Regions from separate parts of the Mus musculus genome. Here regions 2 and 3 are each linked to region 1. The links are chromatin loops, found by intact Hi-C in ENCODE. Cell type or tissue: heart. All regions are shown on one strand.

Region 1 (8,000 bases):
CCCTGTCTCGAAAAACCAAAAAGAAAAAAAAAAAGTCTGGAAGAGGGAAACCAGCAGTTTTCTCCAGTGGAGTGTCACAGCATTATACAAACCACACTCTACACTCCAGGGCAGGCTTCAGGCTCAAAAGTAGCTAACCTATACACAATCAACTCCATGTTATTTGTGTGTGTGACTCTGTGTGTGTGAGAACATAAAGTTGGGTGAGGGGGAAGGTGGGAGGGATCTGGAAGGATTTGGGGGAGGGTAAAGAATACAATCAAAATATAGTGTATAAAAATTAGAATTAAAAAAAAAAGCATTTATGAAAGAGTGTTTTTCTCGCCCGAGCCAAGAAGAGATGGGTATGGGGCATCTTTTCTGCTTCACCTTCTCTTTTGGAAGTTCCTCCCTCTCTTATCTGTAGGTTTCCCACTGCAGGGGTTGTCTGTCTCTGCACAAATGGCTGCTGCCTGGTCTTCCCCCCCCCCCCCCACCATGCTCATTCTCTGTCTTTTTTCTGTCCCCTTCCTCCCAAGGTTCGTGGCACGAACATGATAGGCTGGATCTTCTCCCCTGGTCTTTGGAGAGAAGAAGAGTGAGAGAGGCAGCAGGCCAGACTTGGGGGTAGGATAGGACGAGGTTGCCTTTATGTCAGTTCACCATCTAGGCTTTTCCCCCAATTCTGGGATAGTAATTAGTTTATGCCATGTGCAATTATTTCTCTTTCCCAAAAAATGAGTTAATGAGAATTGCAATGCACACCTGCAATCCCAGAACTTCAGATGTTCAAGGCTGTCAAAATTAATAAAATAAGACCTCTAAACAAACTAGTGGACTGGACTCCCAGTCATGCCTCCCCCCCATTTCCGTCCTTCCTGTTTGTTTGCTGTTATGAGCAGTATTATACTAAAACGGCTACAGTAGACTTTGGTCTGGTTGAAGAAATCATTGCCAAGTTTATGTCTTGTCTTGTTTTGTTTTGTTTTTAAAAACAACCCAGAAATTTAGTTCCTCATAGTCCTAAACTCCAAAAGTGATGTCAAGATGCCTGCAAGGTCGGTTCCTTTTAAGGAATTAAGACTCTGCTTTACGTCCCCCTAGCTCCCGTAGCTGCTAGGAACTTTAGTGTCCCTAGGTTGTAAAAGATGTATCAACATTCTTCACATTACCTTCCTCTGTTTGTCAAATCTATCTTCTCTCTTTTTATTTTTATTAATCTATCTATCTATCTATCCATCTATCTATCTATCTATCTATCTATCTATCTATCTATCTATCTATCTATCCACTCAGGGTCTCAGTCTCACTAGGTAGCCCTCGCTGGCTTGGAACTCACTATGTAGACCAGGCTGCCTCTAACTTTCTTCCTTCTATTTTCTCCACTCTTATTTTTCTTTTGACACGATTTCACAGTTTTTAGCCCAGGCTCAGGCTTCTTGAGTTCTGGCATTACAGGGTTGCCATTCATTCATTCATTCATTCACTCATTCATTTTAGGGTTGTTTTGTTTTGTTTTGAGACAGGGTTTCTCTGTGCAACAGCCCTGATCGTACCAGAACTTGTTTTGTAGACCAGGCTGGCCTTGAACTCTCAGAGGTCTGCCTGCTTCTGCCTCCCAAGCACTGAATTAAAGGTGTTGTCACCAGGCCTGGCTTTGCCTTTTCTTTTGTAGGGACATTTATCTTCGGGATTAGGTCGACTCTAAAGGAAGGATGAGCCCATTTCTAAGCATTTAACTTACCTAGATCTGCAAGCATTGTTTTTTCAGCTAAGGTCACATTCACAGATTCCATAAGGATGTTTCTTTGGGATGCATGCACTCCTATCTCCTGATTACGTGTCTCTCTCATTGCTAGGTTGGGGGTGGGGGATGGGTATGGGTGCCTGAACCTAGCTTTCTGGGGCTGACAGGCATTTAATCCCTTCCTCTAAAACAACACAAGATTTTATTGTAGCAAAACTTTTGAAAACCAGAAAACCTAATTATCTACTCAAATTATTACCCTCTAGCCAAACAAGCCACTATTCTGTTTGCACCCTTTCAAGCTATTGTGTATCATTTCAAGCTCAAAGCTTTTAAAACATGCAGGACTACAAATCAAAGCATGAATGTGTGATTAAGTCATTCATATACATCCAAAGTGCACTCATTCTTTATAAGGTCCCGATGACAAGTGGGTGAGGATCTTAGCGACAAAACAACGCGAAGAGGAATACATCACAGAACTCTTATCACACACAGACGATTCGAAACTCACTGGTGTACAGTCTAATCTCCCAGAGTAGCTTTTCCAAGTACTGCATAGCAATACTATCAGCAAAGAACAGTGTAAAGATTAGGCCTCGATCCACTCTTTGTCATAGTACATTCCTATTCTAGCATTTCCATCCCCGATATTCACAGAAACTTCACAGGTATTTGGCAAGCTTCTTGTTTTACTCTCTGTCTCTGTGTCTCTGTCTGTCTCTGTGTCTGCCTCTCTCTCTCTCTCTCTCTCTCTCTCTGTCTCTGTCTCTCTCTCTCTCTCCAGGTTTCTCTGTGTACTCCTAGCTTTCCTGGAACTTGCTCTGTAGACCAAGCTGGCCTCAACTCACAGATCTGCCAGCCTGGCTTGTGTCACCAACCCTTTCTGCTTGGTCAGAAAGCCATTGCTAGTCTAGTGCAAGATACTTTTGCTTCTGTGGTGGACATGAGACTGACCTTGTGGTGGAGGGGAAGGAAGAAGCTTGGTACAAGGGTCGAGGATCAACGTGTGAAGGTCCTTTACTGACATTTCTGGCTGTGAGCTCGCTAAATATTAAGGGGAATTCTATTCATTAGACATCTGAAAAGACCTGGGCTTCACAGTTGGGTTAAGCATTTAATGTCCCACTGGCAATGGGCTGAAGCCTCAAAAGCTCCACATAAAATTACTTGTAGAAACCCCAAACTTGTACAAGCATGGTGAAATAGGTTAACCTCTGTTTTTTGTTTTTGTTTTTGTTTTTTTTTTGAGACAGGGTCCCTGCTATGCAGCTTTGCCTAGTCTGCAACTCAGGAAGTAACCTAGCTGGCCTGGCAATGCACCTGCCTTCTGGTCCTGAATGCAGAGCTTTATAGGCATTAGCCACCACGCTTGATTTTTTTTTTTTTTTAAATCACTTAGTTACATCCGCAGAATCAAACTATTGTTTTGACACCTTGTCTCATTTTCCTTCTACTTGTAGATTCTATCCTAGACTACTTAAGTATTTGCTTGAATTGTTAGAGTGGCGTTAGGTTACAGTAGGTTTACTATATGTAAACAAAAAGACTACAAGTATCCCACGCAGGACCTCTTAGGCTATGTGAGTGCCCTACCGCTGAGCTCTATCCGCCGCGCCCAAGGTTTGGCTGACAGTAAGTGAAATTCAAGCGTCTCACTAAAGAGCCATGAAATTTCCCGACAGCAGGGAGACAGAGGCGAGAAAAAAAAAAAAAAGCGCTGGGCGAAGTGTAAGGTTTGGCAGCCAAACGTCAGCTGCGGTGGTGCAGAGACGAACACAGAAGTGTTTCAAAGGCTGGACTCTTTACATCTAAATGATCGTTCACATCGCAGGGAATGGAAGGCCAGCTGGGCCGTGGGAACAAAGGGGAGTCTGCGGAGAAGCGGAACCGGGAGGTGCAGGTTTTCCCGAAGGCGGCGAGCTGGGGGCTGCAGACACCGCAGTGCTCTGCGAGCCAACCCCAGCGCGCCGGCAGCGCAGTAGGAACGCGGCACCGACAGCCGCACAGGGCGAGGCTGGTGCTGCCTCCCCTCGAGGGGCGGGGCTTGCGCGGTGAGTGGGCGGGGCTGCCTGGAGGCGGGCGTCGGGGGATTGGCCCTAGAGGGTGGGCGGGGCCGGGCAGCGGGGAGGAGAGCCCGGGAGGCTCGCGCGCGCGCTCGCGCAGGCGCGGGCACGGCGGTGGCGCGCGCGTGCTCCGTCGGGCGGTGCAGCGGCTGCGACGGAGCCGGCCATGGTCGTGGGCGGTGGGCGGGTGTCGCGCTGAGCCCCGAAGGCAGCAAGAGACTGGGAGCGGGGCATGCGGGTGTCGGAGCCAGGCGGGCACGGCTGCGGGAGCTGCTGACGGCGCTGCGGGATCGGGAGCCGGTGGCGGCGCGCGGGGCAGGTGAGCGCGGGAGGCGGCGCGGGCTGCGGCGCTGGCGGCTCGGGCGGGCGCTTCCTGCCGGGCTCGGCCGCGGGAGCGCGGGCTCCGAGGTACGCGGCGCCCAGGCCTCGGGCGGCGGACACCGAGCAGCGGAGGGCGCCCGGTGGGCGACCACAGAGAGAGCGGGCGCGGCACGGCCCAGCCGGTGTCGGTGCGGACGCCCGGCGGCTGCGGACCCTCAGGTGTTTCGGCGCAGCGTTCACCGCACGATTCCGGGCTCTCCGGTTTCAGACCGGTCAGAGTCCCGGTGCTGCGGCTAACCCGTCCCGCGCGGCCTTGGCTGAAATACCCCGAGGAGACGTGAAGCGGGAACTGTGAATACTCACCTCCCGGGATTGCGGGAGGCCGTGCTAACCTCGCTGTAAGTGCTCGGTGGACGGGAGCTTTTGGGAGTCGCTCACTGCAGCATCCTTGCTGGCTCTGGCTTGTTCCTTCCTAGAGGTTGGTATTGGGGGCAAATTTATTTCCGAACCGCTCTAGTGTTGCAATAAGCTCAACTCGAGTTGCTTAACGAAGGAGCCTGTTATCTTACAGCGGCCAGAGTAGGATTCTGTAGTCTCTTCCTAGAATTCTGTAGTTTCTCTCTTGGAAAGGCTGACTTGGAAACCTGTCTTGGGTACGGAGTGAATTAGTGCTAAGAATCCTATCAGAATCAGAGTTTACACAACGTGGAAGATGGTGGTGGGACATGTTACCTGACTTACTTTGGTATTTAACCCATCTGAAGTGACACTTAAATTGTCACTTGTTACAGAGTATAAACACAGGAAGAGTATGGAAACATACTCCTTTTTTCCTGCATTGCTACATCCGAAGGGAGTGACAAGTGCTTTTGTAAACATCGTTGTGGGCAGTGTTACTTACTGTCTGGTGAAGTCATCATAATTAAATTAGATGAGTATTTATTCTGAAGTGCTGAATGGATGTTTGGGAATACCAGTCGTAATGAAATCTCCAAGGAGTCTGAGTTTCCAGGAGTTCATTATCACTTGCGGGTCTTGGTACTGCTTTGTAAGTTTTTTTGTTTTGTTTTGTTTTATTTTGTTTTGGATCTTTTGAGACAGAACCTTGCGGTGTTATGGATCTTTTGAGACAGAACTTTGCGGTGTTAGTCCTCAGTGGTCTGGAACTCACTCTATAGACTAGGCTGGCTTTGATTCATGCCTCTTTCTCCCTTGTCTTTGGATTACAGAACTCGGCATATCCAGAATAGATGTTAAAAGTTAGGGTGGCATCCACTTGTAGTCCCATTGCTGGGGAGGGGCACACAAGTAGATTCCAGGAGTTTGCTGGTAGACCTGCTAGCTTAGCAGAATCATGGCACCCTAGGCCAATGAGAGACTCTACCTAAAAAAATAAGATGTGTGGCATCTGAGGAACACACAACACACACACACACAGATTTTTAAAAAAGAAAGCAGAAGACAGAACTGTGTAGAAAGACTATATAATGTGTGAAAGATCAGGGTGGCTTGGATTAGGCTATTGCCCAAGTTTTGGAAGACCAAAAATCTGAAATGGTAAAATTGAAATTGTAGTCACTAAAGCCAAAAGGATTTAAGAAGCATCTTTAGTTTACCCTCGTGATTCACACACTGACTAGGACATTCCACCTTCAGGGTGTTTTTACAAAGTGGAAAAATCAGGTTGCTTTTCTTGTGCTAAAGATCATTGGCCTGACCACAAGTCAGATGTTGATTTATTTTATTTTATTTTTTAAAACTCAGGGCTTTTTATATCAGGGAAGTGCTTTATGCCAGAGCTTACCTGTCCCCAGCCCTGTTGTATACTTTAAAAAAAAAACAAAAAACAAAAAACCAACCCCAAACAAACCTAAAATGGAATATTGCTCTATCCTCAGGCTGGCCTTCGACTTGCAGCGTAGCTCCTGCTTCTTGCATCTCTGGGCAATTCTGCATCTCTCCACCCTAGTGCTAGGATTCCACCATACACCTGTAAACCACGCCTGGTTTTATGCTGAGCTGGGAATCAAACTAGCAGGCTTTCTGCATGTTAGTTAAGCACTTCAGTACTAGTTGGGCCACGTCCTGTCTCTGCCCGGGCTTCCCTTCTCTCGGTGTGTGAATGCTGAGGATTGACCCCAGGTCTTCACACAGGGTAAGATGCTCATAGCTAATGTCCCCAGCCCTGTTTTCCTGCTTTGGTTTTTATTTTTTGCAGGTGGATCAGTCCCTAATCAACTTGTTTTGTATATGCCAGCAAATTATATGGAAAGCAAAAGTGAATCCCGTAGCCTAGATGATTTTTTTTTACCTCTTCCCAAGACAGGGTTTCTCTGTGTAGTCCTGGCTGTCCTGGAACTCACCCTGTAGACCAAGGTGGCCTTGAACTCACAGACATTCCCCTGCCTCTGCCTCCAAAGTGTTGAGATTAAAGGCTGTGCCACCGCGGCCCAGTTGTCTGTTTTGTAGGTTGTTGTTCCTGCTACCCACAGTGAAAAGGCTGAGGGTCAGAAGTGCTCTAGACTTTGACCTAAGTCAGAGTCGAAAGAGGTGCAGTTGTAGGGATTCTGCCCAGGCTTTCTGAACCTCGGATTTTTAAATGATAGACATTAGCTAACTATGGAAGAGGTGGCTTTGGTGGAGACTCGGTATGACAGGAGACTCATATGATGGCAGGGAACCTTCTAGGCCTTAGAGTTTCCAGGCCTTCTTTCTCTCTTTGTTTCAGCCTCACACCTTGTGTTGAAAACATCCCAAATCCCCGAGGGCCTCCTGGCTGTCCCTCTTCATTTCTTTACCTGTGCTCATCCTGAATGATGTCATTCTCTTCCCTCTTTAAATATTATCACATGTTGTTGACTCAGATTTTTATCACTGGTCCTGAGCATTAAGCTTCAGCTACATCTAGACCTATACATTTTTCTTTTCTTTTAATTTTTTTGGGGGGGAGGGGATCTGGATAGGATGGAGGTTTTGTGGTTCTGGAGATGGAATCTGGCTCCATGGCCCTGTTTCTAGGCATCCTTTACATTTTTTTTTTTTAATTTTAAAGTTTATTTTACGGCTATGAGTGTTTTGCTAAGTGTGTGCTTGTGAATCGTATGAATGTCAGGTTGTCAGTGGAAGCCAGAAGTCCTCTGGATCTGAAACTGCAGAGGGCAAATTGTAGAGGTAAATTTGAAAGGGTTAGAGAACTGGTTATGTGTAGAGTAGAGGGAACAATGAATAAAGAGATGATTTATGAGCTGGGCGGTGGTGGCGCACGCCTTTAATCCCAGCACTTGGGAGGCAGAGGCAGGCGATTTCTGAGTTCGAGGCCAGCCTGGTCTACAAAGTGAGTTCCAGGACAGCCAGGGCTACACAGAGAAACCTTGTCTCGAAAAACCAAACCAAAACAAAACAAAACAAAACAAAGAGATGATTTATGTATGGATGCTGCCTGTGACCCTGACACTTGGAGGGCTGAGTCAGGAGAATCCTGAAGAGCCAGCCTGGCTGGTACATGAGTTTTAGGCTCGCTAGACCACAGACAGAGAGAGACACTAGCTTAAAAAAACCAGAAACTGGACCCAGGGCCTCTGCAAGACCAATGGGTGCTCTTAGCAAACAGCCATCCCTTCAGTCCAATTTGTAGGCATTTTAAATGTAATATGGTCAGGACTGGACATTAACTTAGTGGACAGAGCACTTGTCTAGCATGCTTGCAGGAATTGAATTTAATACTGTGTGTGTGTGTGTGTGTGTGTGTGTGTGTGTGTATGTGTGTGTGTGAGTGTGTGTGTGTGTGTGTGTGTGTGTGTATGTGTTTGTATGTGTATGTAATATTCAAATAGAGAGCTCTTAATTCCACTCCCTAACCTTTTTTTTTTTTTTTTTTTTTTTTACTT
Region 2 (8,000 bases), 75 kb after region 1:
CTGGGTACTCTGGAAGGGCGATGCTCCTAACCACTGAGCCATCTATCTCTCCAGCCTCTAAAATGTTTTGATTTTCAAGTGTGATATTCCTCCCTCTCCTAGGTATGATTGGTATTGATTTTTTAAAGAGATTTATGTATGTATGTATGTATGTATGTATGTATGTATGTAAGTAAGTATGTAAGTATGCTGTAGCTGTCTTCAGACACTCCAGAAGAGGGTATCTGATCTCATTACAGATGGTTGTTAGCTACCATGTGGTTGCTGGGATTTGAACTCAGAAGAGCAGTCAGTGCTCTTAACCATCTCTCCAGCCCCTGGTATTGATTTTAATACAGAAATCTTTGGACAAACATGCACAAGAGATTTCTTGGCCCAAGTGAGAAAAGGCTGCATTTAAAGTACTAAATACTATTTAAATTAATCTACTTACACACTCCGTTCATTTTCATGCTGAGCACCGACAGACTTGTATAAGAGTCTTGTGTGTGTTGTAGCATTGGGGGAGCGGTGGACCTTAGAGCCTCACACATGCTAAGCAGAACTCACAAATACAGAACTATGTACTCAGTGAGTCCCAGAGATGGTTTCTAGAGTCTTATGCAAAATTAATTTGTGTAGTTCAGTGCTGCTTTAGTCATTTGTACTTTATCAGTTGTATCCACCCAAGAACCAATTTATTATTATAAAGTCTTTAAGAATGCCTTTTAGCCAGTCATTGGTGGCACACCCCTTTAATTCCAGCACTTTGGAGACAGAGGCAGGTGAATCTCTAAGTTCAAAGCCAGCCTGGTCTATGGAGTTCCAGAACAGCCAGGGCTACAAAGAGAAACCCTGTCTAGAAAAAGAAAAAAGTTCTTTTGTCCAGTATGGTGCCTCACAGCCATAATCCCAGTGCTGGAGATGCCGCGGCAGGGGGATTGTGATTTCCAAATTGCCCTGGGCTTTATAAAGCGGTTCTTTCTCAAAACATAAAAAATAAAGAGCGAGCGAGCTGTGGATGCAGCTCAGCGGCAGAGTGTGTGCCCAGCACATGCAAGGTCCTGGGTCCAAGCACCAGTTTGTAATAAGATTAAAATACTATTCTGACTGGTAAATTAAAACCAAAGAAAGAACTGTGTTTCCTAAAACGGCTGCTATGTTAAGAACTTGCCGTTTTTATACGTACTGAGGAGGGAAAAACTAAACATGGTTGATGTGATACATTTCTGTGCTCCGGAATCTATCCTTAGATGCGGGCTTGTTCACGGCCACTGCTTCAGGTGCTGCACTGCAGTCTTCTGGTAACCGTTGTCAGCTGTGGTGTTTGTTCAGTGTCACTGAGTCACTCTGCACTGCCACTGTCCTCTTTACCTCCTGTTTTACAAGGGGATTTTATGACCAAAGCTCAATAGTAGTGACTACTCTCACTTGACCTTAGAAACCACCTGTGCAGTAGGCTGGGAATGACCATTTTTAACATCCCAGGCTGGGACTTCTGAGTCTCTCCTGTCTCCCCAACATTGGCAGGTTCCGATCTTCAAGAGCCGTCTCTATGAACCGAGGGAAGTGAGAGCTGCATCAGTGCTTCTGTAGGACTTTTCCCGCAGCGCTGGGGATCAGCCAAGCGCTAGGAACCACTCTACCACTGAGCTGCACCTCCACCAAGCCGCCGCTCGCAGCTTTCGCATCTGCTTTTTAAATTTCCCTCCTTTCCTGCTCTCCCGCTCTCCACTCACTTGCTGCCATCCTTCCTTTCATTTCACGGCATCCCTCAGTAGACTGGGCTCAGACTTGCTGTAGATTCTGGGCCTTCAGGACCTCGCACATACTAGGCAAATGCTTTCCTCTTGACTTACACGCACCTTAGCCCTTGATAGCTGACAACTATAAAAAGTCAAGTGTAATAAGGCTTACTTGTAACTTTTCCAAAACCATTTTACAGGTTTTTTGTGAGTTCCACAGCATGCACCCTAGCTGGCTCATCTTCCACCCCTGTCTATGTGCTCTCTGCCCTTACAACCCCCCCACCCACCAAAGGAAAATAAAATAAACAAACAAAAAAACAAACAAAGCATAGACAGTATCCTGGAAGCCGTAGTGCGTCACATTGTGTCTCACACATCTTAGCTTGTAAATGTTCACTGCAATGAGTCATTGGTCTGCTTCCAGGCCTCTGGCTTCTGATATTTTATCAATACCGGGTCCTCACTCACCAGGACTCTTGTTGGATATCCTATTGTTCCCCTGTGTCACGGGGATCCTGCAGCTTTGGATCAGCAAGACTGGTCTTGATGTGCCTGGGCACTTCATAAATGAGGTAGATGCTGGGATGGGCCAATCAAAGCCCTGGATGTGGGCGTGGGTGGTAGCTAAGTGGTCAGCTCACCAGCTCTCCCTTACCCATACCACCAGGGCGAACTCTGTAGCCCTGCCCTGGATAGCTCACCCAATGCCTTAACCAGCAAGAAACAGGGTGAGCTCTCCCATGCTCTCCGGATGACTCGCCTGCACTCATGTCACTAGTGCCAGCTCCACTGCGTTGCCCAGGTGTGCTCAGAGCCTGATCTCCTAAGTGCTGCTGCAAGTCACTCAACAGTAGGGCCAGGCCATCAGCACTCATGACCCCAGGGCCAGCTCTCCAGACTCCAGCTGATGGGGATGGGAGAAACACACACCACCTTCGTTTCCATGTTGCCTTGTGGCAGATGAGTGGCTGGCAGAGTCAACTCTCATGCTCACAGCTCACCCAAGGCCCTGTTACCAGGGCCAGTTCCACTCTGCTGCCCGGGTGGCTGCCAGACCAGGGACATCTGCACATCTCTAGTGGTAATAGGAGCCATGGACATCAACACAGACCCGGACATGGCCCTCAGGTGGCAGTACTGGCTGGGACCTCACCATGGCCTTGGGTGGCCGGGCTGGCTGCTCAGGACAGGCTGTTCCTTTCTACCCCCCGTCTCCAGTTCCAGCTCTCTTCATATGCTGTGCTTCTTTCTCTTTCTCCACACTTGTCCACCACATACTTGCACATTGCAGTGGCTCCCACTGTGGGCAGGCCACGTGGCTGGTGGGCCTCTGGGTGCCCTCCTCTGCCCACTCCACAGCAAGTGGGCCTCTGTGTATACAGCACACCCGTGCCATGTGGCTGCAGGCTGCTCTCTGGATGTTCTCCATCCACATTGCCTGGCAGCAGGTGGGCCTCTGTGTGTCTTCTACCTGCTCAGGCTGCTGGACAGTGTAGGTGGGACTCTCCCTTAGGACCTTTTAAAATATTTTAGCTTATTTTTATTTTATATGTGGAGTCTTTTGCCGACACACATATCTGTGTACCGTATGCCTGCAGTTCTCAGGGAGGCCAAAAATGACATCAGATCCCTGAAACTGCATTTACAGGTGACTGAACCACCATGTGAGTTCTGGGCAGCACATGCCACCACTTCAGCCCCCACCCTCGTGACCCCTCCTTAACCTGTCTAGGAGCAGTCTGTGAGCGAGCGAGCGAGCTAGCGATGGCCTTGCTCTGCAGTCCCCTCAGTGACGCCATTGTTTGAAGCCCTTGGGGGACACTGATTTAGGGTCTTGTTTCATTTGTTAATTTTGTTTCCATTTATAAAAGCTTGAGTGCCAAGCATGTGCAGTCTCTTGTAATCTAAGTGCAAACATAGTTATTAACTGGAAATTTTACAAATATCAGGATAAAAATGTAAATTTTTATTTTTTCCAACAGATCATTGAGAAGGCAGCTGAGCTTGCCAGCGGAGACAGTGCTAATGTGTCAGTAAGTACCAAGCTCCATCTGGTTCTCACTGCAGAGCTCTGTGATAGGAGGGGCCTTCACCTCATCTGTTGTAAGGAATGTGTGAGAGATGTAACGGGGAAGCAGTCTGTGAGTGTGGATAAGTGTGCGCATCCCAGTGCTGCCTAAATGTGGCTCTGTTGGTGGCTTGTATGACTTGAATGGGAAGCCCGTTTCTGCATAAATTCAGGGATGGCCCACGGTAGTTGCTAGTGCACACCACAGAATTCCAATGCTATCTTAGTGTCAGCTAGCTAAGGAGGCTGTGTTCTTTCAAGTAGCAAAGAGGAAGAGGGAGGGCAGAAGGAGGGGATGGATGGTTGGTCCTTTTGGACTTGGAGAACAAGAAGACACGAGGTAGGCTGGAGGCTGTTAGAGTGGCGGATCTGCCACTGATGATTTCCAACTTAGAAGAGTTGGTGAAATTAGGATTCTAGGTTCTGTGCCCAGCGATTGTGCTATCTGTTGATTCTAAACTAAGGTTGCTGGTGTTTTCCTTCTTGTGACAATACAGCTGAGCATGAGGAAAAGGTAACTGGCTTTCGAGAGTACGCCTCAGCTAACTGCTAAGTGGGATTGACAGCAGCCAGCCTCGGGAAGGAGAGAGCGAATTCAAAGCTCTAGAAAGACAGAGCCAGCTTCGGCAGGACGGGCTTTGGCAAAAGGCAGACATGTAGTCTCATGTACTGAGCTGGGAACAGACTGAGACCTCTGCCAGCGATAGTGTGTGTTGTTTTTTGATATTATATGCTACACATCTTCATATTCCTTATATGTTTGGGCTATCTTGGGGTAGGGAACTGAGGGTTGGTAGAAATCAGGAGATGGTGAGTTGGCTCAGGAGCGATAGTGTGTGTTGGTTTTGATATTATATGCTACGCATCTTCATATTCGTTATATGTTTGGGCTATCTTGGGGTAGGGAGCTGAGGGTTGGTAGAAATCAGGAGATGGTGAGTTGGCTCAGGAGATAAAAGTGCTTGCCACCTGGCATGACTTTAATCCCAGCACTTGGGAGGCAGAGGCTCACTAGCCTGATCTACAGAGCAAGTTAAAGAAAAAATTTAACTCAAACAATAACTTTATAAGCTATTTAAATGGTACAATATATTTAACCTAAAAGCAATAGTGCCATCTAGTGTTTGCACTTGGATTTTATACATAACTCATAACCTATTAACACAGAACAATGCAGACTTCTTAAAAGGAGCCACGTTAGTGAACCTAGTACAGAATTTCAGTTGGTAAAGCTCACAATTATAAAGTCATTGTATATAAATTTGCTGAACGGTTGCACAGTTAAATTCCATAATGGCCATTTTACTTTCTTAAAGAGTCGTGGTGGAAAAAAATTTCTTGCTGTGCTGAAAGAAATCTTGGACAGGGACCCCCTGTCTCAGCTGTGTGAGAACGAAATGGACCTTATTTGGACTCTACGGCAAGACTGCCGAGAAAATTTCCCTCAGTCACTGCCAAAACTACTCTTGTCAATCAAGTGGAATAAACTTGAAGATGTTGCTCAGGTGACAGAAAATTCCTTGTCCCTCCCTCTCCCATCTCTTCCTTCTCTCCCTCCACTTTCTTTCCCCCAAATAACAAGTGTGTGTGTGTGTGTGTGTGTGTGTGTGTGTGTGTGTGACTCTGATTTTGTGTAAAATGTCTTTCCGCAGAAGTATTTCCATTTGTTGGATGTTTTGTTTTGTTACTATGTAACCTTAGCCTCTCTCAAATGTCCAGTCCTCCTGTCTCAGCCTTTAAGGGCTCCACATCTCACAGAGCCATGGCAGAGTTCCTCTTCTGAAGACCTGGGTGTGGCCACAGCTATGTCTTCACATGCAGCTCCAGCTCTTGCCCAGGGAGTCTTGTCGTCTAATGTCCTGTAGCATTTATAACAGGATTTATTAGCCATAAACAGAATGTAGGCACTGTTCAGTTCTCGTGGACCACTCACTTTTATTTCTGATCTGAGGAGCTCGAGCTGTTCTGGCTAATAAAAAGTCTGTAAAGTAATAGATTTCTTTAAACATTCATCTAAAGGCAGATGGGCTTGGTGGTGTGTGTACCTTAAATCTCAGCACTCAGAGGCAGAGACAGGCTGATCTCTGAGTTCTAGACTAACCTAGTGTACAGACAGAGTTCCAGGACAGCCACAGCTACACAGAGAAACTCTGCCTCAGACAAACACATACATACATACTATACATACGTACATACATACATACATACATACATACATACTTTGTAGTTTTAAAATGAGTTATTGACTTTCTTAGTATATATGTCTTTACTTAGCTTGAGACTTGGCTTATTTATAGTTGTTTTGTTCTTAAATTATGCGGTGGTTAATCACTGTAGATACCTGCAGTGTCTTACTTTGTTTTTGGTAGGCACAGAATAACCTTTTAAACGTACACAGAATGTTTCAGAAACAAAGGCAACCTTTGTTAGTCTGCATCTGCCAGGATGTTTGAGGCATCAGTAGTTAAATTTTTTCCTTGTTTTGACTCATCTGTGCTCCCATGTGCCGGGAAAGGTAAGTTACTTTTGTCCACCAAACTTCTGACCCAGTTTTCATTTTAAACAGCTTCAGGCGCTCCTGCAGATATGGCCCAAACTGCCCCCCAGGGAAGCCCTGGAACTCCTGGATTTCAACTATCCAGACCAGTATGTCCGGGAATACGCTGTAGGCTGCCTTCGACAGATGAGGTATCTCTTTTCTGGCACCATCATGGGGCAAGGAGTTACCAGAGTGGGCAAGGAATGTGTGTGAGCACTGGTGGCCAGGTCTTGTGTGGGATCTTAGCGCCCTCTGCTGGCTCTGCGGTGCAGCCCTTACTGCTGCATGAACACTTTAGGTGTGGGAAGGCCACTTTCCCCTTTCACTACAGGACCGAGTTCTGAAACCTTGGTTTCCAAGCGCCTGCCCTTGGCCAACCCTGGAGGCCAGCACTTCTAAACTGAGCAGCCATGCCTCTGTCCCCTCTTTCCTTCCCCATAGTCTATTAATTGCCCCAAATAAGAAGGGTTGGTATTTTAGGATGGAGGCAAGTTTATTTATTTTCACATGGGATCTGCCCTTGAACTCACCGTGTAGCCCAGGCTAGCTAGTTGTCAAGCTCAGACTGATCTTCCTGTCCCCATCCTGGCTATGGTCTTTCCTTGCTTTTAAAATCAGATCTATTTTGAATAGTTTGATAGGCAGAAGGAACTATGTAACCTCTGTATTAGTCTGAGATGTAGAATCCTATGACTAGGAGAAGCAGCCTCCCACTTTATATTTGTTGTTTCTAGTAGCTATAGGTTTTTATAAGTGGACATGGAGAAACTTTGTCTCAGAACCCTGATGTCCTTATTGACCCCTGGAACCTATCTAGACAGATTCACTCCACCACATTGTCCTCTGAACACTGGTACACATACCACATACATCACACACACACACACACACACACACACACACACACACACAAAATAATTATGTTATTTGGGGGCAGTGGGCACGACTCCTGGCAGTTTTTATGTATAATCACGTGGTACAGCGAATGTAAGCACATGACAGGCCTGGTCCAGGAGACCCACGCACATGAGCCAGGGCATGTGACAGTTGGTAGGGAAGGGTCCTTTCATGTTACAGGTGGCTGAGTTTCTCTCCCTTTTGTTTCTTTCAGTGATGAAGAACTCTCTCAGTATCTTTTACAATTGGTGCAAGTTTTGAAATATGAGCCTTTTCTCGATTGTGCCCTCTCCAGATTCCTATTAGAAAGAGCACTTGATAATCGGAGGATTGGGCAGTTTCTGTTTTGGCATCTTAGGTAAGTCTTTGCTATTGCGATTTGATACCATGATGTTCTCTAATAACTAACCCGGTGTGATGTCAGACAGCCAGTGGACTAGCAGCAGCTTCTCCAGGTGCTTTCTGATCCATCCGTGACATTTACACTGTTTGGTGCCTTCTCTTATCTTTTGATACCTAAATTCTGTTTTCATCATTTGGCAAAGTATTTCAGGTAAGTATTCTATGATACTTTCTAGATTTTGAACTAAAACTAGTAACTGTTATATTGTAATATTTTCTAACAACTAATTTTTGTTTAAAAATATTGATTAAATATTTATACTGTGTGTGTGCTCTGATCAAATCTACCCCAGCCACTCCTCTCCAGCTCCTACTGTCATTTTTCCCTCCCAGCTTCATGCGCTCTTTCTTAAGAAATGTTTTTATT
Region 3 (8,000 bases), 150 kb after region 1:
GCACATGCCTTTGATCCTAGCATTTGTGAGGCAGAAGCAGGCAGATCTTCATGAGTTTGAGGTCAGCCTGTTCTACATAGTGAGTTCCAAGACAGCTAGAGCTACAGAGTGAGACTCTGTCTCAACAAAACAAAACACCAACAAATAAATAAATAAAATAAAAGACACAATGAGTTGAAAGGGAAGTTAAAAAAACAAGATTAGACCAGTAGTAGTGGCTCACATCTTTAATACCATCACTTGAGAGGCAGAGCCAGGTAAATCTCTGTGAGTGCCAGATTAGTCTAGTCTACAGAATAAGTTCTAGGACAGCCAGGGGCACACAGAGAAACCCAGTCTTGAAAAATCAAAAGGAATGAACAAACAACCCCCCAAACAAACAAACAAAACCCAGAAAAACAATTTGAAACTAGCAACAGATATTGATACATGCACACTTATTCACAGACTGCTTAGAAATTAGTGATGTTGTGCGCTCCAATAATTTAGAGGGCACATCTTAGGAAAAGTTATATAAAATATAATAAAATAAAAGTTAATAAAATATAAAGGAGTAAGCAACTATCTGACAATTTCTATTTATAATTGTGAGTGACAAATTGGCAAAACACAAATTCACAAGTCAATACAAAATTAGCTTCTGTGTTTGTTTATTTTTTTTTTCTGTAGATATGGTCAAATAAGAAAAAGGCTGCCTTAGTGAGAGTCCGCAAGCATTTCAGTTTTCCCTGTTCATATATCCACTGTTTTTTAAGCAAGACTTAAGATTTGTTATTATTTTTATCATTTTGTGTGTGTATGTGCACATATGCACACGCTCCTGTGCACTTGTGCACACATGCACACATGCATGTGTGAGTACAGGTACCCGTGGAGGTTATAAGAGGGTAGCAGATTCCCTGCAGCTGGAGTTGCATGTGGTTGTGAGCTTCTGCGACTCTGTTCTGCAAGAGCAGCAGGCCCCCCTAACCTCTGTCTCTCCAGCCCCCAAAGATCTATAACTCCTTTAAAAAGACGAACAAACAAACAAAAAACTATAAACCTTTTAACAGTATTCATGGCTTCTGAAAGGCGGTGAAGCACGGAATCCTGTGCCACTTTCAAGGAGAAACTTTTAAAAGTGCTTTCTACACAAGGATTAAACCTTGCTACAACCCAGTCCCACAATTTCCACAATGAAAAGTTGTAACAAAATCATTGAGCTCACCTCTGCTAGACTCTCTCCCTCATTATGGGGATAGCAAAGTAACAGAGGCCTCTTTAAGTGACACCCCATTGCTATTCCTAATCTGTTCAACTTTCCAGCAAGGCCACAGGCACAGAGTGTAAGGAATATTTTTTTCCACAAGATCCCATCTGGAAGTGTAATTCGCATCAATAAATCTCATATAACATTTAAGAACATGTTCAAAACACCTCTGCAAGGGTCCTGCTTTGGGATTCCACTACAAGTTTGTTTTTTTGTTTGTGTGTTTGACCGGAAGTTCCAACAGTCTTGTGGCTTGTGATCTTACACACTTCAAGTTCAGTACTTTCAAAGCTCATTGGAGTTGCTCTCTTGGCCCAACAGGGTTTTTTCTTAATTTACTTTGGTTGTGATCAATATAATTCATATTATACCTTGTTATTATACCTTCATATTACCACTTGTTTCACACCTGTGTTCTGACCCCACCACTCTGTCCTAAGCCTCACCATGACCTGCACAGGTCTGCTTTTAGCAGAAAACCTTATATGGAATAACAACCCCCAGATCACTAACGATGATTTTACTATATACTGTATTTCCAAAATCCATTCGGTATTTCAGAAACGGTGCTTATCTAATCTAATTATGATGACGTCACCAGACACTAACACCGCCCACAATGACATTTACATGAGCATTGGTTGCAGTACAAGGCAATTTTCAAATTTTCAGACTTGTGTTTACTCGCTGTTACAGGTGACAGATTGAATGCAACGTTAGATGGTTAAACAGCAAAACAACTCAAGTTACCTGTCCCACCATCTTCCACCTTGAGTACAGCGTAATTTCGCTGGGTTTCATTGAACCAATTCATTCTATACCTGAGACAGGTCTCCAAGTCAGCCTTTGCATGAGAAAAACAACAGAATTCTAGGAAGAGACTATAGAATCCCACTCTGCCCGCTGTAAGATAACAGGCTCCTTCATTAAGCAACTCGAGTTGAGCTTATTGCAACACTAGAGCGATTCAGGAATAAATCTGTCCCTAAAGCCAACCTCCACGAAGGAAGTAGCCACAGCCAGCAAGGATGCTGCAGTGAGCTGCTCTCAAGAGCTCCCGACCACCGAGCGAGGTTAGCTCGGCCTCCTACAACCCCTGGAGGTACGTGTAGGTAGGTACTTGTAGGTACCTCTCCGGGGTATTTGGGCCAAGGGCCGCCTGGGACGCAGTCAGGAGCGGCACCGAGACTCGGACACGTCCGAAGCCCGAGAACTCCGGACCGCGCCACGAATACTGCGCCGAGGCACCGGAGGGTCCGCAGCTTCGGGTGGCCGCCCCACACCCCTTCTTTCCGGGGCCTCTTGCCCTGAGCCCACACTGCGGCTTGCTGTCTGCCGACCGAGGCCTGGGCACCACGCATCTCGGAGCCCGCTCGGCCAGGCCGAGCTGGAAGCGCCCGCCGAAGCTGCCAGCACCGTCTCCCGCGCTCACCTGCTCCGCGCGCCGCCACCGGCTCCCGATCCCACGACGTAGTCAGCAGCTCTCGCGGCCGCGCCCACCGGGCTCCAGCACCCGCATGCCGGGCGCCCAGCCTCCTACTGCCTTCCGGGCTCAACGAGACCCCGCCCACTGCCCTACTGCGCCTGCGCGAGTGCGAGAGCCCTTTTCAGAGGCTCCGCCCACGCTCCGCGCGAAAACCAATTCCCGGTGTCCGCCTCCATAGGCCCCGCCTACCCTCCGCTTTGGGGCCAATCCTGCTCCTGCTGTGCGCCGCTCTGCGCCCTTGTGCACAGTTGAGCGCTCTGCGGTGCGCCCTGCTGCGCCGCTGCTGCCCCTAGGCCCTGTGGGTGTCACTTTCTTGTTTGTTGTGCAGGTCTGACAGCAGCTTTTGTAGCCTTCCGGATAACCCGCACCTCCGGGAGAGGCAACTCGTCCGCTGAGACCCTTTGTTCCCACTGCCCTGCCGGCCTTCCATTCTCTGCTATAAGAACGGTCATTTTAGGTGGAAGAGTCCAGCCTTTGAAACCCTCTGTACGACCACAGGGGTCGTTTGGCTGCCGAGCCTTACACCTAGCCCAGAGGTTTTTGCTCGCCTTGTCTCCCTATTTTATATATACTTCTTCCTTTAGTGAGATGTTTGAATTTCACTTACTGACAGACAAACCTTAGGGAAAGAGTATAGAGTTCAATAATATAATAGGGCGTTTAGTTATCCTGGGTGAGGTCGTGGGTTATGTAAATTATTTTTAGTGTATATAATACATATGTACAAACACACAACCACTGAATTGTCCCTAATGCTATTGTAAAGTCTCAGACAAACAGGTAAGTAAGTAATGTCGGATAGAATCTACAGTTTCATTTATATAAAGGGAACGAACCAATGAGAGATTTTTTTTAAGTCTGATAAAGATTTAATTTGGGAGTGTTTGTGCCTGTTTAGTTGATATTTAAGAGAATCTCACTACGTAATTCATAAGAGCCTCACACTTGGATTCCAGACCCTCCTGCCTCAGTCTCCCCAGTGCTTGGATCACCATGCCTATCTACCCAGCCCTCAGGAGGTTGAAACAGGAGGATTGCAAGTTCCAGGCTACCCTAAGCTTTATAACTAAGCCTTGTTTCAAAAAACTAAAGTAGTAAAATTTAATGAAGCAGAAGTTTCAGGCACGGTATCTGCAACATTAAAGAACACTGGTCTACTTAATATTCTGAAATTTCTGACTGTCATGGCAATAAATTTTTTTTAAAGAAAAGAATAGACAAATGGGAGAGAACTGGACAAAACAGATGGCAGACACATTGTACCCCTTACATAAAAGAGTTTCTATGAATAGATTTTTAAAATGCCAAATGGTGTTTTTCAATTATTGGTGAAATGTTCAAGTAGGATATTAGAAGGACAGGGAATATAAATGGTCAATTTAAAAAGACCTTTTCTGATTTCTAGCACTGAGGGAAAAAGCTTACTCTTACCATGGACTCAACCAACTGCAACTCAAAAATCTTTTGTGAGGTCTAAGAGTTGCCTAGCATACCCGAAGCCCTCAATGTAAAACTCAAACACTAAAACACACCATCAAAGACTCACTATGCACAAATACAAACATCTATAATTTAATTGTACTGAATACATGCAGACTTATTATTCCCATCTTCCTAGTCCATAAATATGATATGACTATTTATATAGCAACCGTATTACAAATAATCTAGCAATGATTAAGTATATGGGGCTGGGCATATAGGTTTTGTGCAAATGCAGGGACATTATATGTGGAATGTTAGCATTCTTGGATTTTTTTTTTTAAGTGCTGGGAATTAAGCACCGGATATCACACATGCTAGGCGGATGTTTGTTAAACCTTCGGCCCTCATCCTTAGATTTCAGTATCTACTGGGAATTTCTGGAACTGATTCTCCACAGACACCAAAGGGATGGTGACTGTATACAAACTGACTGGCTTTAATGAGAGAAATGTATTCCTCATAGTCTTGGACTCTACAAGCTCCAAATCAGGTGTTGGCAGAGTTCGTTGCTCTGTTTGAGAGGGAAAGCCTTTCTGCTGGTTTTCCATCTTTGTCAGTCCTTGGTTAATGAAGGCATCATCCTGGCTCTGCCTCTCTCTCTCTCTCTGTCTCTCTCTCTCTCTCTGTCTCTCTCTCTCTCTCTCTGTCTCTGTCTCTGTCTCTCTCTCGTGTGTGTGTATGTGTGTGTGTGTGGTGTGCGTTGCACACCTATGTGGGCCATTTCCTTAAAAAGATGACATGTAAGCTGGATAGAACTAAAGACTGCTTAGAGCAATTACGTTCCTCACTTTAACTTACTTTGTAAAAACACTAGCCACAAAGTCACATTCTGAGGTTCCTCAAATTAGCACTTCAACATACAAATTTGGAGGGGGCATAGTTTAACCTGTAACATACAGTCCCAGAGGGAAACTGAGGGCAGAGGCAGGGTTTGGAGCATTGCAGCTGCAAATCGAAGACTACCAAGGACTGTTAGTTGTCCTCAGAGATAGACAGAAATGGAGAAGATGCCTCCTTAGAAGCTTCAGAGTGAGCAGGGCTGGCCAGCATATCCATGTCAGCCTGTCAGCCCCTGGAACTGTAAGAATATGCTCTCATTCTTGCTTGTTTATTCAGCCACTAGTAAGTCTATGGTGCCCTGTTACAGTAGCAATGGGAAACTGGTCCGTCGGACACCTTGAACTCAGTGGATGCACGCTGAATGAATGACCACACCAGCACATATATCTATGGACAGATGAACATGTGGGGTTGGTAGAGGAAAGTGTTCACATCACAGAGAAGCCATTTTTCTCATGAGCCGTATAACATTGTGTGTCACAGACACTGATCCTGCCCACGCTGGCGGACATGACATCAGAAGTGGTACAGGCATCCTTCTTGTTGAGTCCTGCTTGGCGACTTTTCCTGGAGGGATGGGAACTAACACCTATTCACTCTTCACTCTAGGTAGGGCACCAACTGCTGGCCAAAGAAACTAGTCCCACTTTATCTAGCTTTGTGAACAGATTGGTTTGTTATACAGAGTGCAAGGATTCCCACAGGAAAGTCTCCTCTTCCCCAGCAATTGTTTACTGCTTAGATAACCTCAGTGAGGGGGCTTTATGCCTCAAGAGTCTTAGGATTTTCTTCTGAACTCTAATTTTCTTGAGAGTCTGCCTCCTGAGCAACCTCCTACTCCCTCCCTCTTCCCTTCATAAGGAATGTTTAAATGTGGAGGAGACAGCTACACGCTAAGAAAACTGGCCAGACTTCCTGGTGTGTGCCCAGGCTGTATCCAGCCAAGCAGAGCAGAGCACAGTGTGAAAACATGTCCCTCTGGCTGCCAGGGACCTTTTATCCTTCCCATGGGACTAAGGCACTGTTGCTGCTGCAGCAGCAGCAAGAAATACTCATCTAAGCCTCTCGATTAAAAGCATTCTCTTCCTTCTGCCATTGGCCCTTCGGGATTCCCTGGATTTTGTTTATACGAGGAAGCGTTTAGATTTCAAAGGCATGGCGATAGCTTTGGGACAGTCTCCCCTTCACATTCTTGTTCTTATTCTCTGTCGTGCTCAATGGGATTCTTTAAAACAGTCCAAGTTTCCATTCTTCTTTCCCTCTGACTCACTCTCTCCATCCCACACCTTGAGACAACAGAAAAGTGCCAATTAGAGCAGAAAAGCTACGAGGTAAAACAAAATAAAAACAAACAAACAAAAACAACCAAAAAAAAAAAAAACCCAAAATCACTATGATGACTATTGATACAAAAAGCTCTGGCACTAAGCCCTGGTCGCAGCAGGACTGTAGCCCAGTGTTTTAGAGGGTAAGACAGAAGATGACGAGGTGAAAGTCAATACTGAGATTGCAGTTTTGCTTTCTCGAAACACCTGTCTGTGGTTATAGCTATCTTAAAATGGAAGATGTTCAGCTGAAGGCGATCTTAAATTCTTGGTCCTCCTGCCTCTGCCTCCCTCATGCTGGGATCACATAGGAGCACCACCATACTTGGATTCAATGATCCTTTTAAAAATTAAATACCCAACTGCTATACATTCTACTCTTCAAGACGTTTTTTGAGATGTGACCCCATTATAGAGTCAAGGCTGGCAAGTGACTGAGGGCCTCCTGTTCGGTCTCCTGAGTGTGGAGAGAGTAGCAAGTGTGCACCACCCCTTATAAGATTTTTATCTGAGAGAAATTTGTCAATAGAGAATCTGTTGGCAATGCATAGCGACACGATTTACAGTAATGGTGATGCACACCTGTTATCTCAGCCCATGGGACACAGAGGCAGAAAGATCTCAAGATGGAAGCTAGGTCAGCTAACCTGTACTGCGTGACTATACTCGATTTTATAAGAGAAAGAGGGAAGGTTACTATTGGTATATTGTTTGGCATGAAAAAGAACAAATTATGTGGACTCCTTAATTTTAAAATGTGTTATACAAGAACACATCACCTCAGTAAACCAGAGTGACTCTGGCCCAAATTCTTATGTTCAAATGTGGTACTAGTTTCATGGAATATTTATAGTAGGATTACAAAGAAAATCATAAATTCACACATTTTTTTCAGTTACATTGGTGGCAACATCAGGAAAGTAGGTTACATATAGCAAAGCTGGAAATGTCCAGCATAAGCCTTAGATGCCCTCTGATGACAGCTGTGGAGTTAAGTATAGACCAGATAGAGAGGCATCTAAGGTTTGTTACCTGGCCTTTGAAGCCCACTTGTTGATTAAGAACTAGTCAAAATGCTAAGAATAGGGGCTAGAGAGGTGGCTCAGAGGTTAAGAGCACTACTGACTGTTCTTCCAGAGGTCCTGAGTTCAATTCCCAGCAACCACATGGTGGCTCCCAACCATCTGTAATGGGATCTGATACCCTCTTCTGGTGTGTCTGAAGACAGTAGCAGTATTCATATACATTAAATAAATAAATCTTTTTTAAAATGCCAAGAATAAATGACATAAGTGGGGCATCTATAGAACTCCCTCCAAGGTACAGGAACGTCACAGACGAGGTGGCAGAAAGAATATAAAGGCCAAGGACAAGATCCCATGCAGACAGGTCTTTATAGTAGGTGTATGTCAGCTCTATGTCCCTTACGCAGACACAGAAATGGAAAGGTTGTATGTGTATTTAAGGGGGCGGGGCCCTCAGAGTGTGGTGTGCATGCAGTAACCCTAGCTCTGGGAAGAATGAGCCGGAGGTTTGGAAGTTCCAGACTAGACTGGGCTACCTAGTAAAATTATGTTTCAAACAATTTTTTTAAAAAAAAAAGTAAAAGAAAAAT

Evidence for each region. A loop is a pair of places that touch in the nucleus more often than their neighbours do. Peaks named below come from ENCODE experiments on the same cell type or tissue, not always from the same donor. Only the 100,000 strongest peaks of a DNase experiment are listed, where the experiment ranks them.
Region 2: a loop joins it to region 1, with 2.0 times the contacts of the local background. A loop is called at or near these places in 8 of 42 quality-filtered maps.
Region 3: a loop joins it to region 1, with 4 times the contacts of the local background. A loop is called at or near these places in 2 of 42 quality-filtered maps.

Annotation. Positions count from the first base shown.
Region 1 is chr9:99,136,102-99,144,101 of GRCm38, reverse strand. It overlaps Pik3cb (phosphatidylinositol-4,5-bisphosphate 3-kinase catalytic subunit beta), which reads left to right and starts at 3,891. Exons shown (of 24, transcript NM_029094.3): 1 at 3,891-4,111. It also overlaps the pseudogene Gm2773. In heart, no CTCF peak of the experiment used is centred here; a DNase peak (open chromatin) is centred at 3,781; H3K4me3 peaks cover 2,487 bases; H3K27ac peaks cover 1,520 bases.
Region 2 is chr9:99,061,320-99,069,319 of GRCm38, reverse strand. Pik3cb (phosphatidylinositol-4,5-bisphosphate 3-kinase catalytic subunit beta) reads left to right here. Exons shown (of 24, transcript NM_029094.3): 12 at 3,710-3,760; 13 at 5,112-5,300; 14 at 6,362-6,483; 15 at 7,446-7,589. Among named protein-coding and RNA genes, the nearest start is that of Gm1123, 30 kb to the right of the region's middle. In heart, CTCF peaks have their summits at 4,924 (motif pointing left) and 6,590 (motif pointing left); a DNase peak (open chromatin) is centred at 6,519.
Region 3 is chr9:98,981,194-98,989,193 of GRCm38, reverse strand. It overlaps Faim (Fas apoptotic inhibitory molecule), which reads right to left and starts at 2,821. Exons shown (of 5, transcript NM_011810.3): 1 at 2,682-2,821. In heart, a CTCF peak has its summit at 3,008; a DNase peak (open chromatin) is centred at 2,863; H3K4me3 peaks cover 1,758 bases; H3K27ac peaks cover 1,383 bases; H3K27me3 peaks cover 1,396 bases.